Regions from separate parts of the Homo sapiens genome. Here region 1 is linked to region 2. Evidence: chromatin loops called from intact Hi-C (ENCODE). Cell type or tissue: heart right ventricle. All regions are shown on one strand. Links, peaks and the distances in the headings refer to the core of each region. The heading gives the core; the rest is flanking DNA. Region 1 overlaps SYNE1 (spectrin repeat containing nuclear envelope protein 1). Region 2 overlaps SYNE1 (spectrin repeat containing nuclear envelope protein 1).

What was found. A loop is a pair of places that touch in the nucleus more often than their neighbours do. Peaks named below come from ENCODE experiments on the same cell type or tissue, not always from the same donor. Only the 100,000 strongest peaks of a DNase experiment are listed, where the experiment ranks them.
Region 1: it touches region 2 in a loop (2.0-fold over the local background); 8 of 110 quality-filtered maps call a loop at or near these places.

Annotation. Positions count from the first base shown.
Region 1 is chr6:152,159,302-152,171,264 of GRCh38, reverse strand. It overlaps SYNE1 (spectrin repeat containing nuclear envelope protein 1), which reads left to right. Exons shown (of 146, transcript NM_182961.4): 131 at 6,940-7,102. Among named protein-coding and RNA genes, the nearest start is that of SYNE1-AS1, 220 kb to the left of the region's middle. RefSeq lists silencers at 1-144, 10,578-10,627 and an enhancer at 10,698-10,887. In heart right ventricle, for the core only: CTCF peaks have their summits at 5,919 and 6,124; no DNase peak of the experiment used is centred there; H3K4me3 peaks cover 1,392 bases; H3K27ac peaks cover 1,442 bases.
Region 2 is chr6:152,269,884-152,281,846 of GRCh38, reverse strand. SYNE1 (spectrin repeat containing nuclear envelope protein 1) reads left to right here. Exons shown (of 146, transcript NM_182961.4): 97 at 1-40; 98 at 3,567-3,758. Among named protein-coding and RNA genes, the nearest start is that of SYNE1-AS1, 100 kb to the left of the region's middle. In heart right ventricle, for the core only: a CTCF peak has its summit at 9,512; DNase peaks (open chromatin) are centred at 8,625, 9,487 and 9,997; H3K4me3 peaks cover 599 bases; H3K27ac peaks cover 2,500 bases.

The DNA.
Region 1 (11,963 bases), core at 4,664-7,163, 110 kb after region 2:
TTCTGCTTCACCAACTTGCTTATCTTCTCAGCACCTCGGTTACCACATGTATAAAATGAGAATCATAATAGTAGCTAGCTCAGAAGAATGATTAGTGGTTTACCACTGTATTAGTCCATTTTCATGCTGCTGATAAAGACAACTCGAGACTGGGTGATTTATAAAGAAAAACATGTTTAATGGACTCACAGTTCCACATGGCTGGGGAGGCCTCACAATTATGGTGGAAGGCGAAAGGCACATCTTACATGGTGGCAGACAGGAGAGAATGAAAGCCAGGCAAAAGGGGAAACCCCTTATAAAATCATCAGATCTCATGAGATTTATTCGCTACCACAAGAACAGTCTGGGGGAAACCACCCCCATGACTCAATTATCTCCCATCGGGTCCCTTCCACAACGCATAGGAATTGTGGGAGCTACAAGTCAAGATGAGATTTGGGTAGTGACACAGCTAAACCATATCAACCGCTAAGCATAGAATATGTTCAATAGAGGTCAGCTCTCATCCCAGAGGGAGTTCAAAGGCTGTGGAGGTAAAACACATATGCAGTGCAAGCAAGGCTTTGTGAAGTTCCTAGCAGCTGCCCTCAGGAGGACTTTCAGTTTAAAGGGTGTTCTACCCACGTTGGAGGTCAAAGGAAATGAAATTCTTGGAATTCACGGCTGGTATTACCTAAGGGTGTTTGAGTCGGAAGGTGCCTGGTAAGGATCAGGAATGCATTGATGCGATGAGCACAGAAACAGCACAGAACTAATCAAGAGGCCTGAGTTTAGTCCACCTGGTTCCTGCTGTGTGGCCCAGGTCTTACTGAGTAACTTCTCTGAGCCTCAAGTTGCTCATTTTCAAAGTGTTAATGAAACTAACTGCCACATCTCCAATGAGAAAATGCAAGGGAAAGGACTGTGTTTACTATAAAACAATGTCTATGCCAGTCTCATTCTTTTAGAAACCTGCAGAGTATTCCATAGTATAAATATACCACAACTTATCTAGGATTTTCTGTATCAATGAACATTGCCATTTTTGCTCTTTGAATAATTGTATCTTTAGAGCTTTGCCTTGTCTCATATTTAGTTCATTGGAATACATATATTATGCTAACAATAATAAGCATGAAAAAAATTTCAAATTTTTTAACTCCATGAGGTAAACTAAATAAGGTAAAAGAAATTAAACTAAGGAAATTATGACAATAAAATGTTTTGAAGACTTCAGGTTTTTTAAAATGTTAGTCATAATCAAGAAAAAAACAAAGTTGCCTATAGTGGTAGATTCATAACCAATATATTTCTTTAATCAAAGTTTAAAATATTTTCATTTCTGATTACTAAAAATACATTAATATAAGAAGAATGATTGTTTTATAAAAGAATTCACAGTACAATATCTTTAAGTACTATGTTTTCTAGAATTTATTTCTTATATAAAATGCAGTTTTCTTTAATTTTTTATTTTTTTTTTTGAGATTGGGTTTGCGCTGTCACCCAGGCTGTAGTGCACTGGTGCAGTAATGGCTCACTGCAGCCTCAGCCTCCTGGGCTCAAGCAGTCTTCCTCCCACTTCATTACCTGGGACTACAGATGCATGCCACTGTGCCTGGATAATCTTTTGATTTTTTTTTTTTTTTTTTTTTGAGATGAGGTGTCACTTTGTAACCCAGGCTGGCAGGTGTATTTCCTTTTTTTTTTTTTTTTTTTTTGAGATGGAGTCTCGCTCTGTCACCCAGGCTGGAGTGCAGTGGCGCCATCTCAGCTCACTGCAAGCTCTGCCTCCCAGGTTCACGCCATTCTCCTGCCTCAGCCTCCCGAGTAGCTGGGACTACAGGTGCCCGCCACCACGCCCAGCTAATTTTTTGTATTTTTAGTAGAGACAGGGTTTCACAGTGTTAGCCAGGATGGTCTTGATCTCCTGACCTTGTGATCCACCAACCTCAGCCTCCCAAAGTGCTGGGATTACAGGCGTGAGCCACCAATGTATTTCTTTTATTAAGAAAATGTGTTTCCTGTAGTGTTCTGTTTTAAAAACAGTCAACTCACATGACCAGAACCAGATGCTTTGTTTTATTTTAGTTACAAATCATCATGTAGTCCTTTTTGGAAAGAACTTAGCAAATTTTCATTATTTATTTAATATTTATTATTTATTTGTGTGTAGTTTTTAATCCCCTAAAGGATGTAAAGCATCCAGCATTAATCATATTTTATTGAATTATAGGAATTAATAATTTGGGGACTTATTTTCTTTAAAAGTATAAATTATTAAATTATCATCTGCTTAGTGCAGAAAGTTTGGAAACTCTTGAAATTCACAAAAGAAAAAGAGTTACCTGAAGACCCCCTGAGCAAATGAATATAGTTATTTTTTTAATTGTCTTAAAATGAAAATGTTATTTTTGTCATCTACATGATTATTTTTAAAGGACAAAAGTTTTGCATATGTAAGGGAGAATAATATTTCTTCCTTATTTTTCCTCCCCAAATAGTCTACTCAAAGATAAAGAGCATGTACTTTCCCACCTTCGCAAACAACCCCTAAAACTCTTGCATACACTACCGAGCTGGCATACTGAACCCAAAAAAGAAGGAAGTTACTCCTTTTGCTACTACCATTTGCTGTGTTTGTGGACATTTTGTTTGTTTGCAGTGGGATGATTTGTTTTCTTTAAATAGCTTTCCCAGCATAACAAACTGCCCGCAAGAAAAGTTGACTGTCCTTACAGAACAGCAGAGTGTGTGCAGCCGATGTTGTTTTTGCTGTCCTTTCTTTAGACCTGTAGCTTCCTCCTCCTTACAGATTACACTGAGCTTTTTCCCCTTCTTACACTCGTGGCCTACATTCCAGGAGATCAAGCCTGGCACATGTTAATGAATGTAGGTTTTATTTAGAAACATGACCACTTGTCACTGCCCAGTGTCATGTTATCGGGCAGAGACTACCAACATTTGTCTACAGTGAGCATTTTCATACTTCTATACACAGACAAGGGGAAACTTTCATCCCCACGCAGGATATAGCTTTTTGCTCTGCAGAGTCTAACTTTTGCAAGTGGAAGCTTCATGGTGGTGGCGGAGGACCTGAGTGCCCTGAGGATGGCAGAGGACAGCTGTGTGGATGCAGATCTCCCAGATTGTAACTGCGATGTCACAAGGCAGGCATCTTCTTGAGTTTCTTCCATTGTACATAGCTTTCATGTTACGTGGGGTTTGTAGGATAGACGCTGGAAGCCTTAATCCAGAACTGTTTTTGCCAATGTTACATGAAGAGGATTGGTGTTGGGAGATAGCTGGCCATGTGGACTCCCAAGAGTTATTCGTTGGTTTGTTTTCTAGTACCTCTACTGGGCATGCAGAGCTGGACAAAAAGGTTAATGGACTTTATTATGACTCTGTATTCCAGTTGTCTCTGGACCGTATGCGTCATACAAGGAGTATGGCTAGAGTAGAGAGGCTGAGACACAGGAAAGCGATCCAGAAAAAGACTCAGTTAGTCCATCATCTGCTATTTAAAGGATGGGCTTCTGATGAAACTGAAATTTAGCCTTAGCTGGTTCACAGCTTTGTAGTTGAAAGCTTTCCTTTCATGAAATAAAACTATTTCAGGGCTCTAGAAAATGCTGTGTGTTTGAGAAAGTTGCTTTTGTTTGTGCTTGTCAGTAAGTTTTAGTCCCTAATATGAAGCTTATAAAATATATGTGCAAAGTGTACAAATTAATGTCTAAAATAGTAATTTAGTGCATTATGCAAATGTTTAGTTCATGATTTTTTTCAGTTAGAATAAAAATATGACAGGAATTTTTTTAATATGTTTTTCTTTACTGTATCATCCCTCAGATAAATTTCTACAAATGAATAGGATTTACCCAATGGTAATTTTTGTTCTATTATATTTAGAATTTGGACTTTTTGTTTTGTTTTGGGTTATGGATATACTAAATTACTTTGAAGGAAAGTGGTGAAATATAGATACAATATATATAGATATATAAGCATATATGTGTAAGTACGTATATACATATTTATGTGTGTTTGTATATACGTGTTTCAGTGTTAAGAAGCTGGACATTTGGATTTCATAGTAGAATCCTTTTCAAGAAAGGTCAAGTGCCTGTGATACACACTGGACTGTGAAAGAACCATAAGCTGCAGGGACTTACAGATTTATCAAGCTGCTAAACTTACCCAGACATGTGACGTCTGCAAGTATCTAATTTGAATGATAATCCTGGATGCTTACCAAAAGTAATGTTGCTCAGACTTCTCACGATGATAGATAAATAAAAATACTGTGACGCTTCACCCAAAAATTATCTTTAAAGAAATAATGGAAAGAAACATGGGACATTTCTCCTAAAAAAAAGAATGATCCCTGTCCTGCAAATAAATGTCAAGTTTAATAAGCCAAGGCTTATTAATCCTACTACCCATGCCCTACAGGCTCACCTCTGCTCCCCCAGCACACATGCACACTGTATTTTGCTATTTGTAGTAAAAACACAATTTTTAAAAAAATGAAAAAGAACTGCTTAAATGTTCACCCCCGTCGACTTTACTAAATTTACACATTTGCTTGAAAGAGGAACTTGTCCCTAATGGACTATATGAACACACATTTCCATGTCATGATGCCCTTGACATATTGCATACTAACCACTCTGACTTGGAACTCATTCGATATTACAAAAGCTATCCTGTAATTTATTTTTCTAATGTAGACGGTCCTATGGAACAGTGTTTACTTGCATCCTTTTGTGCTTTGGATCTTTTGATCATATTTGTGAGTTTTGAACCAAAAAAACGAATGAATTTTAGTACTTGACAAATAGAGCACTGGCAAATGTTGAATCTAGAAGTAAAACTTAATACACACTTAATATCAAATAAAAATTTTAAAATGAAAACATGTTAATTAAATAAACACAATTCGCTTAGAATATTCATTATTAATGTTTAGCAACCACTTAAACAGTACCCAGTTTAGTGCAAAGCACTGAGTTTAGCATGGCCGGGGTAGGGAAATAGCCAAATATAGAAATTCACATTTCCAGCTTTCCAAGGAAGTTACCATGGAGGAGACCAATTAATGCATGAATAATACCAGGGAACTAAAATAAGGAAGGGAGAAAACAAGCACTCCAACCTCTAGTAAAACCCTGATGACATTACCATCCCCAAGCCTAGTAAGTGTTCAGATCCTACGAAATCTGAAGTCATGCAGGAGAGGCTGCTGAGAAGACATTCCTACAGATGTAAAAGCAGGACGGACCTCTCTGTGCTGTGTGCCATTCTTCAGGCCTCTTCCAGTGGGTTTATTGATGGTAAACTCTTCTTTCAGTCTGGGGCACTATGGCCAGAGCCATGTAAAATTCCATGTCCATGCTGTGGTCGATCAAATGCACTCCATGAGCTTTGTACCCAGTAGCCATAATAAAACTGTCATTCACTGACTGATGCCCAGATGAATTTTGTCTTAGCCATGAGAGAAATGTGAGTGAGTTGTATGTAAAAGTTCTTGGAAATAGTGTTCAAGGCCAATGCCTTGAAGTGTCTGGGGGACAGGGTACAATTTGTATTTATAAAGCTAATTGGGGAAATCTTATCTCGAGTGGAATTGTAAGTCACAATAAACATTGTAACATATTTTCATTTTCTACCAAAAGAATATATTGTGAAATATGAACATAATTTTTTAAATACACATTTTTTAAAACAATAAAAGGTAATGTTCCTGAGGGTTTTTACAAACTGAAAATGTTATTCAAATAGAAGAATTATTAATTACAATTATTAAAATATAGATATTATTAACAGCTGACCATAGTGAAAATCCTTTAAGAGCATTTATATGACAGTGCTTTGAGGAAAAATGACAAAAAGGAAAAGCGATCATGTTGTCAAATGACTACATTTTCACTTGAGAGAGACACATTGATTTATTGAAACTGGAACAGAAGTGATGATAACAATTTTAAGCAACTAAAAATAAATCAAATGTTCAAAATACTTTGATTATGAGACATTTTCTTCGGAACAGTGTGTCTTGATCAGAGAAACGTATCAGAACCACCTGGCGGTGGTGGCTGGTAGTTGGCACCTGTGGTTTGAAAGCACCCTCCACTGACTGTGTGACAATCCCAGCTTGAGAATCACTTCTTTAAATGCCTGGAAGTAATGTGGGGGTGGGGGAGGGGGCGCGAATATCTGATGACTCTAAGTGTATAAGTTGTCAATCTTTGAGAACATTCTATTGCAGATCCCTGCCTTTAAATGTATCACAAACCTAGAGTCTTACAAGTCATGTTGCTCTTGACATATTTTCAAGAAGATAGATACCTCTTCAGTTGAGCCAAGATGACACCCTAGCAGCTTGAAGTATTTTGCTCATCTGCTGTTTACCTCTGTTATGAGCAGTGCCAATTAGGTGGCCATATTTCCTGAACCAAAAGGCGAGACTCATAGTCTAAAGGTAGCAGCAATTTTTAAATAAGGGCACTAATAGATCATTGATCATATGCTTATTATCACCATGACCTTTCTCTTTAGAGCAATCTGTGTACACTCAGCCATGTCAGGCTCTTAACAGGGAGTCAATAATTGATTTTTGCTGTAAGTAGGTAGTAATGGAGTTGAGAAATACTACCTGTGGTTCTTCCCAAACTTCTGATCACACCTTGCTCACACTGGGAAAACTGTGTTCAAAACTAATTTATCTATCTCTGCTCCTGTGCCCTGGACCCCTGCCTCCTCTGCATCCTTGCTCCTTTGTCTGTATTCATCTCTAATTTCTATCCTCCTTTGTCTTCTGTCTTTGGCTTCTTCCACATGAGTTTCTAACTCTGCCTAAAAAGATTGTTAAAGCCCAGTGTTCTCCTCTGCACGCTAGAGAAACATGAGTGGGCCTCTCGCTGAAGTGGGACATTCCCCCTTCTCTGCCCACAGGGTGAAGAAGCTGAAGGAGACCCTGGTAGCCGTGCAGCAGCTTGATAAGAACATGAGCAGCCTGAGGACCTGGCTCGCTCACATCGAGTCAGAGCTGGCCAAGCCAATAGTCTACGATTCCTGTAACTCGGAAGAAATACAGAGAAAGCTTAATGAGCAGCAGGTAAGACTTAAAATGGAAATGGAATTAATAAGCCATGGAATATCTGTCCTCCTGGCCAGGATGATGGGGTGGGCATGAGATGGTGCCTGGAGATGGAAGGTCAGCAGGGAGCTAGGCAGGACTGGTGAGGAAGGGGGCTTTGCCTAGGCAGGCGATTGAGGCCAACAGGTTCCATGTCACTGCAGAGTTCAGCCTTACAAAGATGGTTGTGCCATTGTACAGTTAGTGTCATCCATCCACCAAGAAGCCTTCTAAGATGGTAGGTAAGGTGGAGTTGCAATTACGTATCTAAAACAGTGCTAACAGATTGGTTTATTTATTTGAGAGTCACTAGCCCTAGCCCACTACCATACACTTAGACAGGACTGAAAGGAGCCCCCCTGCCCCCGACTTTTTTTCCTGTGTATAGTGTTTGGGGAAAGATTACAAGGCATACTTAGAATTTTTCAAGTTGAAAAAATTTTGTTTTGCAAAAAGGATTGCATGACCTGCAGATCGCACACAGTAATTCCACTTTCATGTGTGTAGCAAAGACAGAATATCTCACTGGCGGCGTACAACCCAACAAAGCAAAAAGGGATGATCCTGGAAAATGTATACAGAAGAAATTTTCACCTCCCATTCCCTCCCTCATTTATTCTTTCTTTTTTTTTTTTTTTTTCCTGAGACAGAGTCTCACTCTGTTGCCCAGGCTGGAGTGTAGTAGTGCGATCTCAGCTCACTGCAACCTCCACTTCCCAGGTTTAAGCGATTCTCCTGCCTCAGCCTCCCAAGTAGCTGAGATTACAGGCATGCACCACCATGCCTGGCTAATTTTTGTATTGTTAATAGAGACGGAGTTTCGCCATGATGGCCAAGCTGGTCTCAAACTCCTGACCTCAAGTGATCTGCCCACCCTCGGCCTCACAAAGTGCTGGGATTACAGGCGTGAGCCACTGTGCCAGGCCCCCTCATTTATCCTTGCTAAGTATATCGGACTCCAGTTGCCAATAGCAAACACTGTAAATCCCCCGCTAGAGGTATTGTTACTCCATGCATTTAGGTTGCTTTGAATATTCTATCCACACTCTGGTTCTCTCCATTACATTTAGGCCATTGCAGCAAAGTTGCTTAATTTTAAAATGCTATAAAATGTAAATACCTCCTATTTTTAAAATCTTATAGTTTATGTACTTACTTCATTTTACAGACTATTTAAGCCAATGAAATAGGTGTCAAAATACAGTTTTGGGTGTTGAGGTTTTTTTAATATTAAAATTATCATTAAAATTTTTTTCTTTCTAATGAATATATAGTAATTGTACATATGTGTGGGGTACAACGTGGTGCTTCAATGCATATTTTCATAGTGTAATAATCAAACAAACTGAGGTAATTTGATTACCATATCTATCACTTTAAACATTTATCATTTCTTACAATACTCAAAATCTTCTCTTCTAGCTATCTTGAAACATACACTATATTCCATTGCTTTAAAAAAACTGTTAGCAAGACGTTTTTCAATTTTTATGAAATTAAAGTTTTCTGATGGGTGGTGATGTTTGAGATTCTGATGATTGAATTGTAGGGATCCTGGTTGGCATCCGGCTTCCCAGATTCTTCCAGAGAACATGGTAATGATGTCTATAGTGATGAGTTGAAATGCAAATGGCGGGTATCGTAATTTCACAAGTGTATGAAAATCAACAAAATATCTAGTTAAATATGGCAAATTGATCATATGTATTTATAGCCCCACCTACTACTAAAACCCCAATAAAATGATGGTAGAGAGGGAAAAAGGTTAAAACCACAATGGCAAAGAGAACAGGAGAGAAAATGGTAGAGATGACAGACATCCAACATAATTTTGCAAGATAGAAAGTGGATAGATCAGTGATGTTGTTAACAGAATGGAGGGTGGAGAAAGTTGATTCATGCCACAGAGTTCGAAGAAGGCTCAGAAAGTGGAGATCAGGTGAAGCTGAAAGTTGAGTTGCCTATTGAGCTGTAAAATGGAAGATTACTTGAAAATCTGAATAAGGTGTGCTGAGACTGGCAGATTCCTCCTAAGCCCAGCCAGCCAGGGAACTCTGCTTCCTTTACTCAGGTAGAAGATCAGATGATTACTCTCTGGAGAAAGCAAACCAGAGGGACTCTGGGTTTGGGGATCAGGACACCGTGGAGGCTAGAGTCACTATGTTAAAAATGGGGAGATGATGTGACTGGCTCAATACCAAATGCTAGGGCTCCCAGCCCGCTTCCCCAGCTTGGCTCCCACTATGTCAGTACCCAGGCTTACACCCTAGCCAGGAGATTGGAGCATCCTTTCTGGAGAACTGATCAGACAAGCAAAAAGTACCTTCAATTAGTGATACTTAAGGTAACCCAGAAAAGGCCAGACCCCTGCCTAACTCTCCACAGGGAAGCCTCCCAGTTGACATACTTTAGGTGCATACACAGCTTCTATAGCTGACTCATTCTTGAATATGTGTGGGTAGGCAAGAATCCTCACCACTTAAGAAAGCTTCTACCATTAAGAAAAAAAAATAAATAGAGGGAAATAAAGAAAGGAACAATCAGAGGAAACACATTGTAGAGAAAGAAAATGTAAACAAAACAAAACAAACAAACTCACAGAAATGAGAGGTTTTGCATTCATAAAATGATAGGATGCCATTTTTCTTTAAAAAAAGCATTCAGAATGGAGACTATCTTCCACAGAGTAAAACAAAAAGATAAATATATGAAAAATAGGAGAGAAATATAGACATAAACATAATAAAATTAACAATAATGCCAGAGTTTCAAAATCCAATTCAGTTATTTTGTAAAAGTCCCCTGCTAAAAAAAAATAAAGAAAATAGAGAGGAGAAAATTACCATAGTAGTAATGTAATATATATATTTATTATTAAATAATATATGTTTATTATGAAATAAATAATGTAGTAATGTAAAAATATATTTTATATATTTATTATTAAATATATATTTATATTTTTGTTACATTACTACGATGTTAATTTTCTCCTCTCCATTTTCTTTATTCTTTTTTGGGGGGACTTTTATAAAATAACTGAATTGGATTTTGAAACTCTCGCATTATTGTTAATTTTATTATGTTTATGTCTATATTTCTCTCCTATTTTTCATATATTTATCTTTTTGTTTACTTTGTGGAAGATTACACGTATATGTGTACACACATTACACATATGTGTGTGTATATATATTCATATATATATCTAAAATGAAAAACATGCATTTGCAGATGATAAGGGCTGTATGAGTGCCCAGGAAAATGTAAAACAAAGCAAAGCCACACTGTAAAACTGCAAAACACAAGGGATAAGGAGATCCTAAAGGTTTCCAGGATGAAATAAACTCTGGCTTCTCCAAAACAATACTGGGAGCTGGAAGACAATGGCTCTAACTTCAGAAAGCGGAGAAAAATTCTTTATAATTTAGAATTTTATACCCTGCCACTTAATATCTACAAATTTTACCTCCTATGTACCCATTTTCAGGAAGCTAATGAAAGGTATGCTGCATACATGAAAGTGAGAGGAAAATACACTTCATACTTGCTACACAGGCTACGTACTACTATGCTATATATGCTGCATATGCTACACGCACTAAAGCAAGAGGGGAAATGCTATTCAACTCAGGAGAAAGAAAAAGGGAATTCCCAGAGTGAAGGTGCAGGAAAGTCCCTGATGACAGCTGTACTGCAGCCAAGCCAGCACCTGTCCAGATGGGAGCAGGGGCTCTGGGTGCTCTAGGAGGGATGTTTCCAGGAGGAGCCAGGAGGGGCTAGATTATCTGATGGGCTTAACCACTCCGGAAGGAGTTTTATTAGTTCAATAAGAGAGATAATAGAAGCAAGCATTATAAATTAGAGAGAGAGAGAGGATTGTAAAATCCAGGAAAATGAGTTATCAGGAGATCGAGACCATCCTGGCCAACATGGTGAAACCCCGTCTCTACTAAAAATACAAAAATTTAGCTGGGCATGGTGGTGCTTGCCTGTAATCCCAGCTACTCGGGAGGCTGAGGCAGGAGAATCGCTTGAACCAGGGAGTCGGAGGTTGCAGTGAGCGGAGATCGCGCCACTGTACTCTAGCTTGGCGACAGACTGAGACTCTGTCTAAAAAAAAAGAAAAGAAACATAACCATAGTATATTTTGTTCCTCAAATGTGAAAAATATTAAATAACCATAATCATGAGAACAGTGATTATTACCCTAGCTCTAAGTTGTACTGTAACAGTCATTAGAGTTCAGTCAGCCATGTAGAAGTTTATTTCTTCTCTACTATACAAGAATTCATAAAGTATGGACAAATCAAGCAGTAGCTATGTTACTTAGAAATAGAGAAGTTATATATTACTGAGAAATATAGAAATAGGTTGAATGTGGCGGCTCACCCCTGTAATCCTAATACTTCGAGAGGCCAAGGCAGAAGGATCACTTGAGGCCAGGAATTTGAGGCTGCAGTGAGCCATAATCACACCCCTGCACTCCAGCCTGGGTGACAGAGCAAGACCCTGTCTCAAAAAATTAAAAAGGGTAGAAGTAATACCAGAAGAAAGAGCTGCAAGAGATGGAAATGGTTGCTCCTGAACAGGTGAACTCCGGGGTGGAAAACATGCTGCTTTCTTCAGAACCTGCTAGTCGTTTTTTACTTTTTACTACATTAAATATGCACATATAGCTTTTTAATTAAATTTTAAATTAAGACTTTAAAAAGTCCTGTACACCAGTGGTTAAAAGTAAACTTTCTGGGTTCAGATCTTGGCCTCACTACATTCCCATGTGATCTGGGACAAAGCCATAACTATTTGAACCCTTAGAGCCCTGATTTATAGAACGCCA
Region 2 (11,963 bases), core at 8,327-10,826:
GGAGCCCATGGACATGGAGGCCCAGCTTATGGACTGCCAGGTACCAAAATGGTCTCAAAGGAATATGTCAACATCATGAAGCACATTTTTTTAAACTACAGAAAACATACTATAAAAAGGCTTGGTGTGGATATATGATTTTTCCCAACCCATAGACTTTATACATTTAAAGAATAGAAAAGTAATACATTATAAAAGCTTAAATGAAATCCAAACTTGGACTCACTTTTTGAAAAACATTGACCACAGTGTCTCCGGCTTCCTAAAGGTCATGTTTAAAAACTGTAGATACCAAAATACCATAATATCTGTATTTAGTACTTATTAAGGAATACAAAGCCAATGGGGAGAATCAGTAGCAGTGAGTCAGACTGGAAATAAACACAACAGGAAGTATCTCTAGGTGCTCTGTTACAATTTTGGTTCTAATCCTGATATATTATTCGGAAAACTTTTCCAAGTGTCAGTTTTAGGCAAACAGGGAGACTGAAGATGGGAAGGCTGTCTTTTGGAGCAGAGAATGTGTTTTCCACCTATGTTAGGGCTCTAGGAATTACTGTGAGGAGTAATTGCATTAAAGTCTTTATTCTAATGCTATTTTCTTACCTCTTTATTATGGAATTTTTCAAAAATGCATATAAGTATAAAGAATAGATAATGAAGTCCCATATGCTTGTCATCAAACTTCAATGATGATCTTCATATTTGACTTCGCACATGGGTGAAGTATACCTTAAAAGCTTTTTCATTTTATTAACTAGGAAATATCTAGAAAACCCTGTCTAGTCTTCAGGGTTAAGTATCAATATATACAACTTTATATTCCTTTTTTTTGGACTCAGAGGAAATATGTGAAAATCATTACTTAGTGCACACTAACTTTTTTCTTAATTTACGGTACACCATTTTGGCTATTCTTATTTGTGATTTGAGATTCATAATATTGATCATTATCATTCGGATTTTTTAATGCTTTAGGAAACTTATCTATGTGTATCCAAAGCACTGTTATTCTTTGCCATGATGATAGAGATTAATTAGCCATATGCAAGTTTTTCTGCTCTTTATATCTTCTTTCTAATGTTTATTTTTTGAGAAGAAACATCTATTAGCCCATTGCCTTTTGGCACTTGAAGTTACCACCCAAACTAACATTTCAAAGTTATGTTTTATCATACTGCCACCTCTCTCTTGTGAAGATATCTGTTTTTATTGTAACACATAAAGTCCATAAACCAGGTAATGTATTTCAATACTTTTCCAAAGTATTAAAATAGTGTTTTGACCATACTTTAAGACAGGGGTGTTCAATCTTTTGGCTTCCCTGGGCCACATTGGAAGAAGAAGAATTGTCTTGGTCCACACATAAAATACACTAGCACTAGATGATGAGCTTAAAAAAAAATTACAAAAAAAAAATAACATTTTAAGAAAGTTTCTGAATTTGTGTTGGCTACATTCAAGGCTGTCCTGGGCCACATGCGGCCCATGGTCCGTGGGTTGGACAAGCTTACTTTAAGAAACTGGAAACATATTAAATCACACCAGAAAATAGTTTTTAAAAATCTAATATTAAATTACTACATTAAATTAATTCAAATTTTAATTAGATTCAATTAAAATCTTACATATAAGCCAGCTAAAATCTTGTCAGTTAAAATCTAATATGAATTCAGTTGCACACTAATTATAACGGTGACTATTACACAGAATTGGAACCACGTGATGTCCTTTGTGGGTCTGGGCACTTCATTTTTGTAGGCTGTTTCCCCCATGGAAGTGCTAAAAATTATGTTTTCAGTTTTACAATTGCTGTGGTACAAAGACTTACATGATTCGGAATAGATTTGTTGTGATGTATTCCATATTATTATATTCAGTTTTTTTCTTTTGATTTTAAAAGAAATTAAAATCAAACATTTTCTTGGGGCTCTAAAAGCATCACAGACCCTCAGCACTGTACTTGCTGTGCCTAATGGTAAAATCAACCCTGCACAGAATTATGTTAATTTCTTAACAATAATCCTCAGGAAATCATCTTTTAATTCCTATTTTAATAAAAGTATTACTCTTCTACTTAGTTCTAGTTTTTTGGTTTGATGTTATATTCTTTTTTTTTTTTTTTTTTTTGAGACAAGGTCTCACTTTGTCACCCAGGCTGGAGAGCAGTGGTGCAACCTCAGCCCACTGCAGCCTTGACTTCCTGGGTTCAAGCAATTCTCCCACCTCAGCCCCGCAAGTGCGGGGAGTACAGGCACGTGCCACCACGCCTGGCTTATTTTTTTGTATTTTTTGGAGAGACGGGGTTTCACTATGTTGCCCAGGCTGGTCTCAAACTCCTGAGCTCAAGCGATCTGCCTGCCTCGGCCTCCCAAAGTGCTGGGATTACAGGTGAGAGCCACCACACCCAGCCTGACTTTATATTCTTAATTTTGATTTTGTATAGGGAAATGAAGTATCTTTTCTCATTAACAAATTACTTTATTTAATATAAAGAAGAAAGTACATTTCAAAGGGTGCAGAATTAACATAAAAACAATGATTTATAAGGAAAGTAAAACTTTTTTTTGTTTTTTTTTTTAGTCTTTTTTGTTTTTTGTTTTAAGTCTTATCTAGGAAGAAGAAAGGCTATTTTTCTTTTTCTCTAATTTAGTCTCCATTTTAGAGGAGACCTTGTCTCAAAAAAAAAAAAAAAAAAAGAAAAGAAAAGAAAAATTGAGAGGCTCAGGCAAATTTTTTATGGACCCCTCTAATACCATAACAGACAATTAAAAGTCACCAGACACAGTGGCTCACACCTGTAATCCCAACACTTTTGGAAGGCTGAGGTGGGAGCATTGTTTGAGCCCAGGAGTTTGAGACCAGCCCAGGCAACAAAGTGAGACCTTGTTTCTGTTGAAAAAATAAAAAATTTAGCCAGGTGTGGTGTCACATGTCTGTGATCCCAGCTACATGGGAGGCTCAGGCAAGGGGATCCCTTGAACCCAGTAGATGGAGGCCGCAGTGAGCCATGTTCATGCCAAAGCACTCCAGCCTGGGCAACAGAACAAGACCCTCCCTCAAAAAAAAACAAAAACAAAAAAGGGCCAGGTGCAGTGGCTCTCACTCCTGTAATCCCAGCACTTTGGGAGGCCGAGGTGGGCGGATCATGAGGTCAGGAGATCTAGACCATCCTAGCTAACACGGTGAAACCCCGTCTCTACTAAAAAACAAAACAGTAGCCGGGCATAGTGGTGGGCGCCTGTAGTCCCAGCTGCTCGGGAGGCTGAGGCAGGAGAATGGCGTGAACCTGGGAGGCGGAGCTTGCAGTGAGTCAAGATCGCTCCACTAAACTCCAGCCTGGGCGACAGAGTGAGATTCTGTCTAAAAAAATAAAAATAAATTAAAAAATATAAAAAAAAAGCCTACAGACTACTTACTCGTCAAGGCCGTGGGAAAACTACAAAAAATCATGAAAGCCTGTCCGTTTCGTAAAAGACTCCAAAGGGCTGTATTTCACTGTGGGAAACAGTCTTTGCAGAGGCTGGGGAGATGTGTGAGTTTCATTCTTATTTCTGTTGCTGCAGAATATGCTGGTGGAAATAGAGCAGAAGGTGGTGGCTTTATCAGAACTGTCAGTCCACAATGAGAACCTGCTGCTGGAGGGCAAAGCTCACACCAAGGACGAGGCCGAGCAGCTGGCTGGAAAGCTGAGAAGGCTCAAGGGGAGCCTGCTGGAGCTGCAGAGAGCCCTGCATGATAAGCAGCTCAACATGCAGGTGAGGGTTCCAGCCGCTGGCCCACAGCTGAAAGTTGGCACACTGTTCACGTGCTCCTTCTAAGGTTTGCCAGGTAAAGGAACAGGTTGGCGGTGACGCGTACTTGTGTGTGTACCTGCTTTACGCTGACATTTTAGCATGCAGCTTTAAGTTTACACTCTTGGACTTTGGCAAACATTTGCAAATAGATTTTGTTAGGACTACTAACAACAGCTGTTCAGCGGAGTGGTGGAGGCAAAAAGCACTCTGACATGAAAGTAACAATGAGAGGAGAGGAACTGGAGAGGGAAAGTAAAGGCTACTCCAGGAGTGTTGCTGTAAAGTGGTATATAGAGGAATGAGATAAGCTATAAGGAGAAGTGGGTCAAAGAAAATTTTATCTCTTTTTTTCTTTTACATTCATCACAATTTGAGTATTTCATTTTAAGATCAGAAAAATAATAAGTTTACACGTTGATGGAAATAACTCAATAGAGGAAAAGTTGGTGAAAAAGGAATGTGGGCAGGGCGCCGTGGCTCACGCCTGTAATCCCAGCACTTTGGGAGGCCGAGACAAGCAGATCACTTGAGGTCAGGAGTTCGAGACCAGACTGGCTAACATGGTGAAACCCCATCTCTGCTAAAAATACAAAAAAAAAAAAAAATTAGCTGGGCCTTGTGGTGGACACCTGTAATCTCAGTTACTCGGGAGGCTGAGGCAGGAGAATTGCTTGAACCTGGGAGGTGGAGATTTCAGTGAGCCGAGATTATATCACTGCACTCCAGTCTGGGCGACAGAGCAAGACTCTGTCTCATAACAAAAAAAAAAAAAAAAAAAAAAAAAAGAAAAAGAAAAAGGAGTGTGATTGCAAGAACAATCTTCTTGTTGGGGAGGAAACGGATAGGATAAAAAGTACACAGGCCAGGTGCGGTGGCTCACACCTGTAATCCCAGCACTTTGGGAAGCCAAGGCTGGCAGATCATGAAGTCAGGAGATGGAGACCATCCTGGCTAACACGGTGAAACCCCGTTTCTAATAAAAATACCAAAAATTAGCCGGGCATAGTGGTGGGCGCCTGTAGTCCCAGCTACTTGGGAAGCTGAGGCAGGAGAATCTCCTGAACCTGAACCTGGGAAGCAGAGGTTACAGTGAGCTGAGATCGCACCACTGCACTCCAGCCTGGGAGACAGAGGGAGACGCCGTCTCAAAAAAAAAAAAAAAAAAAAAAAAGAGTGCAGAGTTTGGTCTTCCCTACCCTTCTTGCTAAGTAAGCCAGGGACCAAATAGTTTAGAAGCCCATTAGCTGCCCCAACCCTATAAGCATCTGATGGTATCATCTGCTCCTTCTTGTGGCCTAATCCAAACTGTGCCTTCCTTTACCATTTACACCTTTCTCCTGCAATAATGGTTGAGACCAGGCCAATCTGTTCTCCAAGTAAAATGAGGAGGGAGGGAAAGCATCTATGTTGGAATACAAATACTGGTAGGAAGTAGGACATAAATATTGTTAACGGAAACTTCATGGAAGTTCACTGTGATTGCTTCTGTTTTCTCAGTGTGAGGATGATTGTTAGGACTAACCTATGTATTTTTTTTTTCGGCTTTTTGCTGATGATATGATTATATGATATGGAAAACCAAACTTAATCAACTAAAAACTATTTAGAAGCAATGGAGAAATTTAGGAAGATGACTGGCTTATTAAAAATATGAAGTTAGGTCATTGAAAAGCATAAAAGAATCCAACAAAAAATAAAAATTAAAAAATGAAGTCAGCCGAGCACAGTGGCTCACGCCTGTATCCCCAGCAATTTGGGAGGCCAAGGCAGGTGGATCACCTGAGGTCGGGAGTTTGAGACCAGCCTGGCCAACATGGTGAAACCCCATCTCTACTAAAAATACAAAAATTAGCCGGGTGTGGTGGGGCATGCCTGTAATCCCAGCTGCTTGGGAGGCTGAGGCATGAGAACTGCTTGAACCTGGGAGGCAGAGGTTGCAGTGAGCCGAGATTGTGCCACTGTGCTCTAGCTTGGGCAACAGAGTGAAATCCTGTCTCAAAAAAAAAAAAAAAAAAAAAAGAAGTCGAGAATTTATAGTTTTTACATAGACAAAAAACAAGTTAGAGGAATAATGTAATATCCCATATAAAATTTTGAAAATGAAGAGTTTTGAGGGATTATTAGTCTTATCATATATGTGTGTGGATTTTTTTTTGTTTTTTTTTTTTTGAGACAGGGTCTTGCTCTGTCACCCAGGCTGGAGTGCAGGGACGCAATCTCAGCTCATTGCAACCTCTGCCTCCCAGTCTCAAGTAATGCTCCCACCTCAGCCTCCTGAGTAGCTGGGACTATAGGCGCGCACCACCTGCCTAGCTAATTTTTTTAATTTTTTGTAGAGATGGAGGTCTCTCAATGTTGCCCAGGCTGGTCTTCAACTCCTGAGCACAGGCAATCCACCCACCTCAGCCTCCCAAAGTGCTGAGATTATAGGCGTGAGCTACCATGCCCGGCCAGTCTAATCACATATTAAAATACAATATTACAATAATTAAAATAGTTTGGTGTTGGCGCAATAAATATGTGAACAGAAAATTAAACAATAACTATTCCAGAAAGAGATTTGGTATGTAAAGGAATTTGATAAATATTTTAGGTGGCATTACAAATCAGTGGACAAAATATGACTCACTCTGTAAATAATCACTTGAAACGTGATAAACTGTATTTTCTACCCCATATTTTACAGAAAAATGTATCACAGGTGGATCAAAGATTTCAATATAAAACTTAAGTCTGCAAGGTACTCAATGTATGATTTTTTTTTTTTAATCTTAGGATAGGGAAAACCTTTGCCAGTATACCCCAAACCCATAATTTTATAGCTTCTTTTAAACTAATACATTGGCAGGGCTTGGTGGCTTATGCCTGTAATCTTAGCAGTTTGGGAGGCTAAGAAGGGAGAATTGCTTGAGCCCAGAAGTTCAAGACCAGCCTGGGTATCATAGCAAAACCCCATCTCTACAAATAATAAAAACATTAGCCGGGCGTGGTGGCACACGCCTGTGGTCCCAGCTACTAAGGAAGCTGGGATGGGAGAAGCTGGGAGGAGGTGGGAGAATCCCTTAAGCCCAGGTGGTTGAGGCTGCAGCGAGCTATGATTGTGCCACTGCACTGCAGCCTGGGTGACAGTGTGAGACGCCAACTAAAAAAATAAACAAATGGGCCATGGCTCCCACCTGTAATCCCAGCACTTTGGGAGGCTGAGGCAGGTGGATCACCTGAGGTCAGGAGTTCGAGACCAGCCTAGCCAACATAGTGAAACTCCGTCTATACTAAAAATACAAAATTAGCCAGGTGTGGTGGTGGGAACCTGTAATCCCAGCTACTCAGGAGGCTGAGGCAGGAGAATCACTTGAACCGAGGAGGCAGAGGTTGCAGTGAGCCGAGATCACGCCATTGCACTCCAGCCTGGGCAACAGGAGTGAAACTCCATCTCAAAAATGAATAAGTAAATAAATAAATAAACAAATAAAAATGAAACTACTACACAAAAATAAAAAAGTTCTGTATGACCCCCCTTCCCCACCCCCAAAAAAGTAACCAAATTGAAAGACATAGACAGGGAGGAATGAGTAACACAAAATAAAACAAAAGACATAGACAAACAGGGAAGAAACTATGCAATTCACAAATCTTTTGTAAAACAATAAGGAAAGATCAAATAATAGAATATGGACAAAAGATATGAAGAGATAATTCACAGGAAAAGAAATATAAATGGACAATGAACATATGAAAAGACGTTTGAACTCTGTGTTGGGTAAATAGATGCAAATAAAAAATATAACTTTTCACTTGGATTTACACACTTGAAAATGCACATGCAATGTGACTTTGTAATTAAAGTCAAAAGAAAAGGTTACACATACTAAAACTGAACAGAAGTAGAATGATTTTCTAGCTGTAAAAGTAGACAGCAATTCACCTAGTTTTGTAAACAGCTATTATAGGTCTAATATATAATGCTTTCTTCTATTTTCAGTGGTGATCTCTGAATGAACTTAATTTCTAAAGAAGCTAAAATAAAGGGAAAGCCTTGAAAGTTTCCTAGGTAGGATAGCAATCATTTATAAAGCTCTTATTACTCCCTTGCCCCACCCTACCGCTAGAGGCAGGTAGTAAGGGAAGGGGCGGCCTGATCCTCACTCACAAGCACAAGAGGGATTAAACAAGGCAGGAACCACAAATTCCAAGGTCTCGTGGCCTGGGAAGGGCAAAACCAATGAGGGGAGCAGGCCCAGCCTGGCCCTTGGCAAGCTGGTCTCCTGTCTAAGAAGCAGCTGTTACTAAGCTCTAGCTATTATCACACAAGAATTTACAAGTGGCATTGCTGGATCTTCTAGTTTTTCAAGAGATAGGGAATGTGGATTTATTTCTAAAGCCTCCCAACTTTTAAACGTTGACATTTAAATCTAAAATTTTAAAATAATTTGTGTGCCAAAGAAAGCATATCCACAAGCCAGGATTGAAATCTGTTTATCTTTTTCCCATTCATTATTAACGAGGTGACCTGGGGCAAGAGCCTTAAATTTTCCACAACTTTCTTACGGATCAGTTTTCTCATCTGTAAAATATGGATAATAATATTTAACTTAAAAAAATTCTTTAGAACATGTGGAAAAAATAATCAAAAAGAAAAAAAACAGTGAGGATTTAAATGCAAGTAATACAATAAATGCTCAAATTGCAGCAGTTAAAATAATTAATAACAATAACCAACTGTTTCCAAATCACATTCTTTGAGACGAAGAAGCTTCTGCTATGCTGAAAGGCCAGGCTTGAGACTTAGCGGGCTGGACTGAGCATGTACACACCACTGTGGTGTCCACACCCAGCAGATCCTGCCCAGGTCCACGGGAATTCTTTAAACTGAGTCAAGTCCTGACCCTGCCCACATTGGGTGAAGTGTAAATACAGAAAAATGTGGTAGTGTTTTACTACATGGAAATTGGTTACTGTTTATTTTTAAACTATCTATAAATTCCATCATCTTTCATCTAATGAAGTTCCCAGCATATAAAATATTACTAGATCTTTTAAAATAATTAGAGCTTCCTGGAAGATTGTTTTTCCATCTGTGGGAAGAAAAGGAGCCCTGTTTACATTATTATTGCCATGAAAAGGATCATGTCCCTTTATGTAGAAAACTAAAAATAATTTGGAGTTAATCTGAAATTAACTAAAGTTAATTGCAGAAAACAAATCATCCATTAAATGCAGCCCTCAGCAATGTTAATGCTCTTTAATTGGGGCTTGGATGATTCAGGAGGGTTGGAATACCTTCCTAAGTCTGTAAGCACACCATTACTTAGTGCTACTGAAGCTGGGAGATGGTAATACCTCTTACCTCCATTCCTTTTAACTAATTTGACTTGCATGGGTATCAGTGAATGACTATGCTTTTTTGTTTCCTATCAAATAGACTGCTTCTCTATGTGAAGATCTTAAGGGCATGTAGTAAGATCTCCTGAATTACGTGGTATCTTCATGAAGCTGGGTCTTTTTCACACATTATCATTCATTAAAAGAACAGAGAGATTGCCCCATAAAATAATAAAAAGCTTTATAAAGAAATGTTTTATGTAATGTTTAGCACTGCCCAGTCCTCATTCATCTTCCAAGGAATGTTCCTGGCAAAAGTGGTTACTGTTCTAGTATTTCCAAAATAAAGTTTATGTAGCCCCACCCAGTGGGGACTGGTGACAGAAACCGCCTAACCTCTGCATTCCCTAGGCATGGCAGAAAACTGTTATCACACCTCAGAGAAAGTAATTACCATAATTACATTCCTTCTGGCTGCACCTTCTTATCCCCAGGGGAAAGAGAATGAAATTTGAACTGGATTCTTAATCATGGTTTGCTTCCTGTGGTCCAAGTCTTATGTTTCACAATGACTAAATCATTCAGAGAAAAATTCACTCACTGAAAAACTGAGTCTAACCGCATAGAATCTGAATATATATCTGTGCATATAAAAGTGAGGAAGTTGTTAAGACCTAACATTTCGATTGTCAGTGTTCCAAATCCAAATTTGGTGTAAGGAACTTGAGCCAACCTCTCTCAATCAGACCATAGTAACTGGTGTAGAAGAGCGTGTTGGGCTCAGGGCTCGGAGAATTTTCCAAGGGAGTCTTCAGGCCGGGCTCTGAAAAACAAATTTTTGCTGAAGAGAAAAGCAGAGAGGAAGTGGCCTGGATCCCACAAAAGCAAGTCAGCAGGTCATGGCCAGGGCCACTACTTTGGCAGCTGGAGCAGCTCTGATGGGGACAACTTTCAGTCTCGTCCACTGATTTCTTGAGGCCATTTTCTATGGGTTCCTTTTGAACTGCTGTTTCAACTTTGCTTGGAAGAACCAGGATCTTTTAGAGCTTATTCTTAGAAGGTGGTGGAGTCTTAGATGAGAGAGAATCTGTTTTCATGCAGAAAATCATGGGTTCCAGTTCTGGGAGAATGCCCATCCACCCAAACTTCCCATCTCTAGGAAAATCACTGCTTATCTTTGAGAAATTCCGCAGAAGGTGGAGAATTTAGTGTCACTAGTCACCCATTCTGAAGGTCTTGCAAAATGCAACTAGCATATATTAGACCATTGCACCCCCGTTGTTCTACCTAAACTGCAATCTCTGGCTGGATCATCTGAAAGGAAAGGAAGTACCTCTGAGCTCGGGTGGGCTCAGAATCTGGGAGAAAGTTTTATATACTATTACCTACAGGTTTTTACTGTTCATTTAGCTTCAAGCACCGACACCGCCTTGCAAAGATAAAGATAAAGTCTATTAGACAATTTAATCATGAGATTCTAATGAAAAAAAGAAGAAACAGAAAGGTAAACAGATCCCATCTATTTCCCTAAAATGGTGAGTATAAAACTCTGAAAATAGGAGAGCGAGAGAAGGGTCTCTGTGGGCAGTTAGGTTGGATGAGCTGGAATGGCTGGGTCCCATGTTGTGCTCAGACATTGCAAAGAACAACCAGGGGCAGGCGAGCAGCAGCTCCAGAAATAGATGGCAGGAGGCTCCTCCGTGGAAGCAACCTGTAAAATATCCTTCCTCTGCCCCATGGTACGCCAGCCCTGCTGTCCTCTTCACTGCTCTGTTCTCTCTGAAATGGCAAATTTCTTTCACCTTAGGGTCTTTGTGCCAACTGTTCCCTGGGTCTGAATGCCCTCACTCTAGATCTTTGCAAGGCTGGTGGTCTCTCGTCATGCAGAGTGCAATTGTCTCTTCTAAAGATGCTTCCTTAGGCCTCCCTAAAACTTTCTATCCCATTATCAGTCTCTGTAGGCCTTATCTTCAGCTCAGTTATCTGTTTGTTTATAGTCTAACTCCCCACCAGGGCCCTCATCTGGCTTCCAAAACACTCCCAGCTTCTAGAACAGTGTCTAGTGAGTGCTTATTAAGTAGTGAATGAGTTATATTGAAATTATAATTTATCCTTTGACAGATGAATCTATGTGAGTAGAAAAGCTCTCATTCAGAACTAATCCCATTTGATGTGCAACATTTTAGGGCCTTTCAAATTCCATTAGAATAATCAGGCAGGAAGGATCAACTCTTGCCTAGGTGCTGAGTCATTACTTTGGTCTTTCTCCTTTAGTCAGACTTTCTCCAAGCCAGCTTAGCAATGGGCCAGTTTCTGGTGATGGTGATGGAGGGAGTGAAGGGTACTTTTTCAGAGATCTCACCTTTAATAATCACACCACTGACCTCTCAAGGCTCAATTAAGCTTTGAATTTGTAAAATGGTAACCACACGTGCCCACAGTAAATGACTTTTTTTAATGTGCTAATTGATGGTTCTGAAAGAAAGACTCTTAAAGAGTTTTCATCTTTGAGTACAGTCTATTAATTATGTAGGTCAGTCTATAAATATTATTATATAAACAGCAGACTCTCAAAGATAGAGAATTCTAGGAATAATTTAAATCTATCGCCCTAGTAGGGTAGACACAGAAGGTTTACACAGACCAGTATCAGGGATGAGGCTTCCTGCCTAGTTCAGTGTCTTGGGACTTGAGTTACTGTGGTGGAGGTGAGGCTCTGTGACATAGAGGTCAAGACCTGGTCTGTGAAAGGTGGAACAGAGGATGTCCAGCCGGCCTGGGAAACCCTTGTTTAGACTCCTTGCCTCTATGCTGCAGTACATTTTCTCCCATATGAACTGAGAA